Regions from separate parts of the Homo sapiens genome. Here region 2 is linked to region 1. Evidence: read pairs that join two places in POLR2A ChIA-PET (ENCODE). Cell type or tissue: PC-3. All regions are shown on one strand.

Region 1 (5,000 bases):
GGAGTTAAGAGACCAGCCTGGCCAACAAGGTGAAACCCCATCTCTACTAAAAATACAGAAAAGTAGCCGGGCATGATGGCACGTGCCTTTAGTCCCAGCTACTCAGGAGGCTGAGACACAAGAATTGCTTGAACCTTGGAGGAAGAGGTTGTAGTGAGCCGAGATTGCACCACTGCACTCCAGCCTGGGTGACAGAGTGAAACTCTGTCTAAAAAATAATAATACACCATAATTCAGCCGGGCATGGTGGCTCATGCCTGTAATCCCAGCACTTTGGGAGGCCCAGGCAGGCAGATCACCTGAGGTCAGGAGTTCAAGGCCAGCCTGGCCAACATTGTGAAACCCCATCTCTACTTAAAAAAAAAAACACACACACACACAAAAATTAGCTGAGCATGGTGGCAGGCGCCTGTAGTCCCAGCTACTCAGGAGGCTGAAGCAGAAGAATCACTTAAACCCAGGAAGCGGAGGTTGCAGTGAGCCAAGATTGTGCCATTGCACTCCAGCCTGGGTGACAAAAGTGAAATTCCATCTCTCCATGTGTTATTAGTACACAGTTACAAAAACAAAAACAGCACTGAACTGGTATAAAAACACAGACCAATAGAATAGAATAAAGAAGCTATCAATAGGTTGGGTGCAGTGGCCCATCCCTCTAATCCAAGCATTTTGGGAGGCCAAGGCGGGAGGATCACTGGAGCTCAGGAGTTCGAGATGAGCCTGGGCAACATGAAACACTGTCTCTATGAAAACTACAAAAAATTAGCCAGGCATGGTGGTGCGCACCTGGAGTCCCAGCTACTTGGGTAGTCGAGGTGGGAGGATCGCTTGAGCCTGGTAGGTCAAGGCTGCAGTGAGCCAACATCACACCACTGCATTCCAGCCTGGAGAACAAAGTGAGATCCTGTCTCAAAACAAAGACAAAAACAAAAACAAAAACAAAACAAAAAACAAAACAAAAAACTATCAATAAATCCATGCATTTACAGCCAGCCCATTTTTGGTAAAGCTATCAAGAACATACAATGGGGAAAGGATACTCTCCTGTTCAATAAATGCTGCCAAGAAAACTAGATGTCTATTGCAGAAGAATGAAACTACACCTGTATAAATCACATATAAAAACCAAAATAGATTAGACTTAAATATGAGACCTGAAACTATGAAACTACTTGAAAGAAACATTTGGGAAACATTTCAGGACACTGGTCTAGGCAGAGATTTTTTCTGAGTAAAACCTCAAAAGCACAGGCAATGAAAGCAAAAATTGACAAATAGAATTACATCAAGCTGAAAAGCTTCTGCACAGCAAAGAAAACCATCAACAAAGTGAAAAGACAACCTAAAGAATGGGAGAAAATATTTGCAAGCTACCCATCCAGCAAAGGATTAATAACCGCAATATATAAAGAACTCAAACAACTTAGTAACAAAAAAGAATCCTACTACAAAATGGACAAAATATCTGAATGGACATTTCTCAAAAGATGACATACGAATGGCCAACAGGTATATGAAAAAATGCTCAATATTACTAATCATCAGAAAAAAGGAAGTCAATACCATAATGAGGTATCGCTGCACCCCAGTTAAAATGACTAATAGTCATTTTATTTATTTATTGCTGGAATAGTCATTTCCAGCAAAAGATGGAAAATAAATGCTTGTGGGCATACAGATAAAGGGGAATGCTCATACACCCTTGGTGGGAATGCAAATTAGTATAGCAGCTATGGAAAACAGTATGGAGGTTCCTCAAATAATTAAAAATAGAACTACCATATGATCTAGCAATCCCATAGCTGGGTATATATACAAAAGAAAGAAAATCAGTATATCAAAGAGATATCTGCACTCCTACATTTATTGCAGCTCTATTCACAACAGCTAAGATATAGAATTGATATAAGTATCCAACAATGGATAAATAGCTAGAAGAAAAGGTTTGAATGTTTCCAACACAAATAAATGATAAATGTTTGAGGTGATGAATATCCCAATTACCCTGATTTGATTGCTACACATTGTATGCACATATCAAAATATCACATGCACCCCATAAAAATGTACAACTATCATGTATCAATAAAATACCCATAGAATATACAAAAAAGAAACTAACAGAAAACAATTTAAAATATTTTAAATGACAAAACAATTAAATGACAATTAACAATAATGTTAGCCTATAAAGCTATTTTCTAAAACAATTTGGTAAGGAGAGTAGCATTGTTTTATAGTTCTACAAATCTCTTTAATGTTTAGCTTGATAGAAGGCAGCTGAATTACCATACCTGCTTCTGCATTCAACTTGCTGCAATACATGTTGTAAAACCTGGCTTCACACAGGTAGATATTTGGAAAAAGAGGGGTATTTAATAGCTTTTTCAGATGATAGTGTGCTTTTATATTATACCAAACATTGATGAAGTAGTTGAAGGATACTGGTTCTTAGTCAATTCTCATAAAAATTATCTCTTAAAACTATGACATTATTGGAGCACAATACCAAAAACTAATCAGGTCTCTGTACCATGGTTCTTACAAATTTAAGATGAGCCTTCTAGAGGCCGGAGTCATATTCCCTTACTTTCCTGCCCAAAGCATCCATTCCTGTTTCTTCCTCCAAGGCTTCAGGCTACAGGGCAGAAGACAGAAGATCTCCTGGCCTCCATGAAACTTTGCTTATTTAGAGATTCAGGGTTGGTAAAAGGTAGTTGGTTTTTCTTTTCACTCCTAGGCTAAACCCTGCATAGGTGTTTTAAAATAGGGTTCATAATTGAGTTCTCAGGTGAGACTGATTTTCTTCTCAATGAAAAGATTTTTTTTTTTCCTATTAGATTCATCTGTATATGGTTGTTTCTCAAAACTCAGAGGGTAATAAAGGAGGAGGCAAGATAGAGGGTTTTTATTGAAAGTAGGTTATGCAAACTTGGCTTGAAAGGTACTTATCATTTTAAAAATTATGCCTAATGATGCATCAAATACAAAAACATATAATACATCAATAGTCAACCCTTTCCCCATAAAGGCAAAGTTACTGAGAAATGTTTATTTTTCCTCTGGTAATGGCTAATCCAGGTAATAATATGAAAGCAAATGGAAAATTCACATTGCTTCTTTCATTGCTTCTGTCCCTTAAACCTGTTAATCTTTCAGAACCACATTACTGAGGTGCTGGCCTGTGCATGGAAACCCAATGATATCCAGGTCTTACAGGTCCAGGGCCCAGTGGACAGACAGGCCCTGGTCCTCCACGCTGGCCACCATGTCTTCGATGGCATTCCAGTCCAGCTTGCTGAGGATGCTGCCAGTGCTCTCAGACACGCTGTCCACACCGCCCACCCCAAAAGGATGCTCTGGCTCTTCCTCTTCAGTTGGAGACAAGTCCTATTAAATTGAAAAGACAATTGTGGTCCTAGCCCCTAAAAACAAACAAAAAAACAAAAACAAAAAAACCTGGAACGTGAACTAAGCTTTCCAAAAATTCTAGAGTTGCTCATCCATCAAAAGGCTGAAGGAAATGTGCCAGGAAATAGGGCTGTGATTGCCCAGCACATCCAGATGGACAAGAGCTGAACATCATCTCACACAACGAGATGCTGGCACCAGATGTGAAGACAGGGCAGAACGGATGTTGATACTTGTAGTACGATTTTATGTTCTTACATTTTGGTCATTTTTTAGTTAAAAAATACAGTCACAGAGAAGTCTGAAAGACAAATGCTGAAGTACTAAGCCAAAAGGGAAGATGCTTTGCATCACGATTTCAAACTGACCTAACAACTTTTCAGTATTTCCACATCCCACAAAAAACAAACTAAAAAACAAACAAACAAACAAACAAAAAACCTGAAGAACATAGAGCAATCACTAGACAAACAAAATCTAGAACAATGCTTACTTGTAGAAGGGAATTGTGACTCTCATGAAGAATCTTATGGATTTCTGAAGGTATCGTCCAGGGACTCACCACAGTCTCCTCTCTTTCATACTCTACACACACCTGCTTGGTTTGAGGTGCAAGCCCAGCACTTCCATGTTTTTTTGTATGCTGCAGACTATGACACGGAGCATTAGAGCCTTTTAAGGGATAAGAACAAAGCACACATTGGGATTGATTCATTCATTCATTCATTCATTTGTTAATTGTGACTTTTATCATCAAAGCCAAGGTAGTCACATTTTAAATAATATTTGAATCACAAGGTCTGGAAATGGTTCACTTTAGAGTTCGAACAATTCCTGTCCTGTCACTGTACGAGATGGAAACTGAATTCCAGCCTTTGGATTTGAAAACTATTAGTAATTAATCTTTAAGACAAGAAAATCTAGGGAGGAGAGGCCACAGATATAACAGAACGGTGGAGAGGTATTGACACCAAAGTTGGGTGAACTCTGAGACCTGGGCCTTCCCTGTCTTTTACAGAAAGTCTTGTGAAAACTTCTTAGAAGCAATGTTTTGGGCATCTTCACCCAGGCTTAATGCTTACAATCTGCCTTTAGGCAAAGGCATCACAGTGAGTGTGGTGACAATACATTATGACCCTCTTTCTTCTTACTGCATATATCAGTATTTGTTGAAAAGAAATTTTCATTCCAGCTAATGCCCAGAGGCAGCTTAGTAAACCCACAAACCAATAAGGTTTCTCTGCACAAAGCCCTAGAGGAGCCTACCTCACCTAACACAATGTTCCAAAGCCAATATCACAGCATGTTCTACCCTTCGAGGTGATTTCATGAAGAAACACCCAAGACATGGGACAAGATGGGAAGTAAATATAGATCCCAAACAAGCAGTCATGTGGCTCCCTGAAGAGGGGAGAAGAGGTATGACAATGCTGAAGTTTGGGCCCTCTTTGTCTTTTGTAACTCTACCAACCTTATGTACTTGAAGCTGAAGATATCTCCAAGAAATAAAGCCCCCAAAATAATCACAGCACACACTTTGGCATTTAGTATAGGCTAATAAGCACTTTTACATTCAGTCCCTTGAACTT
Region 2 (5,000 bases), 440 kb before region 1:
TATTCAAAAAAATGATTATTGAGCCCCTCTATGTGCAGACACTATGCTAGGCACTGAGGCCACTGCAATGAATAAAACAGATGGTCCCGCTCTCTTGGCACTAAAATTCTGGTAGCAGGAGACACAGAATGAACAAAACTGTCCTTTATCAAGGACCTACTTTGTACCCTGTAAATATGTTTTCTCTAATCTTGCAATGTAGATATTGTTAGTGTATTTTCTACATCAGAAGTAAGGCTTAGAGGTGAAATAATGCTTTGTGAACAGCTTGTTTATTATGTACCTGTTTAATAAGTAATAATAACACCTAACATTTGTTGAATGCTTACCACGTGCTGAACACTACTTTAAGTGCTTTCTATATGGAAGCCCCTTTAATGCCAGTGAAAACCCTATGAGGGAGCTTCTATTTTTCACATTCCACAGAGGAGGAAACTGAGGCTTGGAGAAGCCACATGGTACCAGAGCCAAAAGTAGAATCCAGGTATTCTAACGTCAGAGTCTGAACTCTTAACCACTGTGCCACTGTCTCTTAGATTACATTCCGAGGCTATCACTGGCTTACTAACTGTGATGCAAAATTGTGACATAATCATTCTTTACCAACAATTTGGAATCTAACTTTTAATGATTTGTCTTCGGTTCCAGAACCCTTAGAATCATAGCACTTTGCAGTGTTTTTACAAGCTAGTCTATAAAGGGGCCAGAAGAAAATATTTTTGCACAGAAAAACAATATAGTTCTAGAGAGAGATTTGAAGTGACTTTCTTTGTGCTCCCTCCCCACCCCTCACTGCCTTTCCTGGGTGAGTTTTTTCACCCTCCTCCTCACTCTCTTCCTAGGATGGCAGTGTACCCTGGACTCAGCAGTGGGCAGCTGCCTAGGACACACGGCCCCATTTTTCAATCTGTAATTATGAAGTATATTGTATTTTTAGAGTTTGATTTTCTTATTAAAAAAACTTATATTCACATGAATATGGTACATATTAGCACTCATCCTTGCTTTCCTTGTAAGTTTGCCCATCTTGAAATTCTAGGAGGGTTGAGAACAGGCGTCTTTCATTAGATGCGTGTATGAGAAACTCATTGTGGAGAAGGGGTACATCTAAAATAAAATAAAAACTGAAACAGAACAATCTTCTTGAATCAGCAGTTGCCATCACTCTTTTCTTTCCTTCTGGACCTGTTCCAGTGGCCCTGGAAGAACAATGAAACATCATGGGGATAAGTGGGAAGACAATTCAAAACAGAAGACTACTTCTCTAGATTTTGTGTTTCAAAACCAGAGATGGGAATTGTTGAGGGGAGTACACTGATACATGTTAATGTCCAAGTCACAGATTTTCAGCAGACAGGAGAATAAAATCCATGCCAATGATGGAAACTTGGGAACTTGGCACATTTTATGTTGTCCTTTAATACTTGACTGAATGTATATTTTATTTATCCAAGAAGTCATATTAATTATTATACCATAAGAGATCTAATTTACCATATAGACTTACAGAGTACCACATACACATTTCCAAAACATTCCCTCTCTGCCCCCTAAAATCCCATGAATTTGGTGCATATTTGTTGTGACAAATCAATTGCCAAAAGACTGTCTTTATAATTACCTATTTGCTCAAGAAACTCCCTTCCTTTCCTCTCTCTTCCATGTGATTACTGCCTAAAATACTCAGGTGTTTGAAGCAAAGTTTTAATCTTTTACTTTCTAGAAAGCATCTTATTCAGTCTCCTTCTGATGCTTAACTCATTGTTGAACAGAAATAGGTTTGGAGAAATGATTGCTTGCTTGATAAGTGGTTATTTATGGGTAGACTTGTAGAAAAGAAAATAAGACTCAAGTGCTCACAGCAGCCAGCAAATATCCACGGCTCTCCACCCTCCATTAAACATGCTCTGGGCTGTTTTTCTAGGAATGGTGAAGAATTTGCACTGATATTATCAGCTCTCTAGCTAGTCCTTCTGGTGACCAGTGTTAATCAGCTTGATCTTAAAGTAGGTTTAGGGAATACTGAGTAATGGGACAGAGATTTTTCACAATTATATTCCTCCACAGAATTATCTTCAAGCCAAGTGGCTCATCTTAGCAATTAACTCAAATGCAAGAAAGTTAGAGAAAGTCAGCATGGATAACAAGCAAATGAAACATGGGTGACTCCTGGCTTGTCCATAAAAAGAGAGGTATAGCAGTAAGAATACTCTCTTGGAAATGTGGGTTCAAATCCTGCCACTGTCATTTATTAGCTGTGCAATGCCGGGCAAGTTATTTAACTTCTCTGGTCTCTTGTTTCTTCACCTATAATATAGTATCAACAATATCTGCATTATACAATTGTCATGGAATTAAATGACCATTACCATCAATCAAAGATAGGACTTAGCGAGTGAGTCTTTGGACCACATAAAAGTTAACTCAAAATGTACAAAACACACACACAAATGTGTCATTGTAAGTGAAAGAGCCATCATGGTACTTATAACAATAGTACAATACAGTATTTCTTTGGATTTCAGGGGGGTCTTGATTCTGAAGGCAGGTTGTTTTCATAATAAAGATGTCATGATGTCTTGAATTGGGCTAGTTTAGCTAAGCCCAGATCAAATGAAGAAAAAGAAACTAGTCAAGATCATTATCTTTACCACTTGCTCTGGAATGTGTTTCTCAAATATGTATTTAGATGAATGCATGGCTGTCGTAACACACTCCCACAATTACCTACATACCAAAGTAACTTCCCGTCTCCCCATCACCCCAGTGCCCTTTTCTCCCATATATTTTAAAGTGATAAGGCTCAATGTAAACTTCCTCCTTCCCAAACGTTTAGGGCAGTTCCTGCCAAAGTGCCCCATTCTACAAAGTGATTTAGTACTTTAACCTTGCTCCAGACACTCTGACATCTCTGTTTAGTCTCTGGTGTAAAAAGGTTCGTCTCTCATATTTCTTGAGGTTGGGGAAAGGAAATGGTCACAGAGTTTAGGTGAGGGTGGGAAAGTGATGCCCTGCTCATTTGGGGTTTTGTCTTCCAGAGTTCTTCCTCCATTTTCCTGATGCCACCAGTATTAAGGCCATTGTGTGTGAACAGATTGCACACATCTGTCCTGCTGTTGCCCTGATGACAGTGTACTGCCTTGTTCCTGGTGGTCTCATTTGTTTTACAAGCTAGGGTACCTGGAACAGAGGTGGTCAAGTAACTCTGTGTGGGACTTCGATCCTCCTTTAAGGGAAGGACCTACATGGAGATGTGATTAATGAATATACCTCCCTTACCTTTCTTGGCTGAAAGAATAGCAGCTGTTACTTTATTCTCTTTCAAAGGATAAGGGCCAATATGCAGAGGTGAGTGAGGCCTCTCATTTGATGATTGAATCTCCTTCTGTGCTTTTTGGGAAAAAATGCCTTGATGGTTGTCTTCAGCTATTTAGAATTAGAAAGTATGAAGAAAATGTTTTCATATTGGTTTTTACTTTAAACATTTTTTAAAAACCTATGAACTTTATTTTCTAGAGTCGACAGCCCTGTAGCCGTGGGTATTGGGATAACTTTCCCTATCCCTCTCCCTATGGTGTGAGAAGGGACATTAAACCTCATCCTTTGTTTGCCACTTTGGTTTCCAGTGCTCTGCCTTGACCACTTAGCACTCTCTCCGAATAGCTGTAGGTCGAGAATAGTGGGCAGGAGCATCAGAGAAGAGTTGGCGTGAGAACGGAACAGCACCACAAAATAGAAGGCGAGAGGGAAAAAAGCATCTCGGAGGAAGAAAATACTGCCGCCTGGTACTCCCTGGTACCCAGAGATATCCGGCGTATTGTGCTTACACTACTCGCCGGTTCCACAGGGAGAGAGCCGGAAGAATTGCAGGCTTTGGTGGTGACAAGTTCAGGCACTCATGGGAAAGAGAGTGGGCCCCTTTCTGAGAGAAATCATTTTGAGCACAGCCAAGCCAAGATATTTTGAGATGTGATTCAGACCTGAGAATGAAACTGCGGGGGGATGGGATACTTCGGTTGGGAACAGATTAGCCCATTTTTAACATAGTTGAAATGTTGAAGTGGTGCCATCCTAACAAATGAATACTTAGCCCCGGGTTTCGAGAAAGTGGCCAAGGATAAAAGAGGCTAAGTGCATGGCATCAAAGCCAAAGCTGGCCTCCTTATCTGTGGGAGCTGCAGTTGGTTTTCTCAGAGGCAGAAAGTACACTGAACCTAGTTACATAAGACCCGAGTTCAAGTTCCCACTCCATTCCACTTGGTGTTAAGTCCTTTAAACTGTTACTTAACTGCTTTATAATCTGCATTATAGGTTGTTAAAAATAAGAACATATGAAATACTAAGGGCTTATAATGAAAATTATAAGTGATACGATTCAAATACGAATGAAATTATAAATTGAAGGTCATGGCTTCAATTTCCACTTAAGCTAATTACCTTTGTATTAAGATTTTTGAGCAAACCCAACCAGTTATCTGGCAATCGTAGACACCATTTTAATCAGTACTTTACCTTCTAAATATGCAAATATTTAGAGTTCACACAAACTCTAAATATGTTCATGTGAACAGGGCCACTACCTGAATATTAAACCACCATTAGAATCTGATACTCGTCATTGAAATACAGCATAACCTTTTAATACATTTGTGGAAACACCATTTTAAATTGTTAAAAAAAAAAAAAACTCAATTAACTGTAATTGGATTACACTATAATTGGATTTTAGTGGGATTGGGGAGGATAAAGAATGAAGAAAAGTGAAGATACAGCTAATAAAACAGAAGAGCTCATATTAATATAGATAATTTAATCTTTTGAGAGTTTTTTGTCTTTTCCAATAGTTTTTCAGCCCAAAAAGCATGGAACTGTGTTCCATTAGCTACAGCCTTTAGGAAAACCTTAAAAGTCATGCCTCCTTTTTTCTCTAGGATGACACCTTGCCTGAGGCAGACTTTGAAGATGTTCTGAAAATGAGGGAAAGAGGGATATTTAGCATG

What was found. ChIA-PET counts read pairs that join two places held together with the same protein. Peaks named below come from ENCODE experiments on the same cell type or tissue, not always from the same donor. Only the 100,000 strongest peaks of a DNase experiment are listed, where the experiment ranks them.
Region 2: POLR2A ChIA-PET joins it to region 1 with 6 read pairs; 2 of 35 experiments call an interaction of 5 or more read pairs at or near these places.

Annotation. Positions count from the first base shown.
Region 1 is chr5:37,104,389-37,109,388 of GRCh38, forward strand. CPLANE1 (ciliogenesis and planar polarity effector complex subunit 1) reads right to left here. Exons shown (of 53, transcript NM_001384732.1): 52 at 3,905-4,083; 53 at 1,847-3,390. The coding sequence ends at 3,214. Among named protein-coding and RNA genes, the nearest start is that of CPLANE1-AS1, 140 kb to the right of the region's middle. In PC-3, no CTCF peak of the experiment used is centred here; no DNase peak of the experiment used is centred here.
Region 2 is chr5:36,665,286-36,670,285 of GRCh38, forward strand. All of the region lies in intron 3 of SLC1A3 (solute carrier family 1 member 3), which reads left to right. SLC1A3-AS1 (SLC1A3 antisense RNA 1) reads right to left here. Exons shown (of 2, transcript XR_007058736.1): 2 at 610-3,426. Among named protein-coding and RNA genes, the nearest start is that of SLC1A3-AS1, 57 kb to the right of the region's middle. In PC-3, no CTCF peak of the experiment used is centred here; a DNase peak (open chromatin) is centred at 2,716; H3K27ac peaks cover 1,820 bases.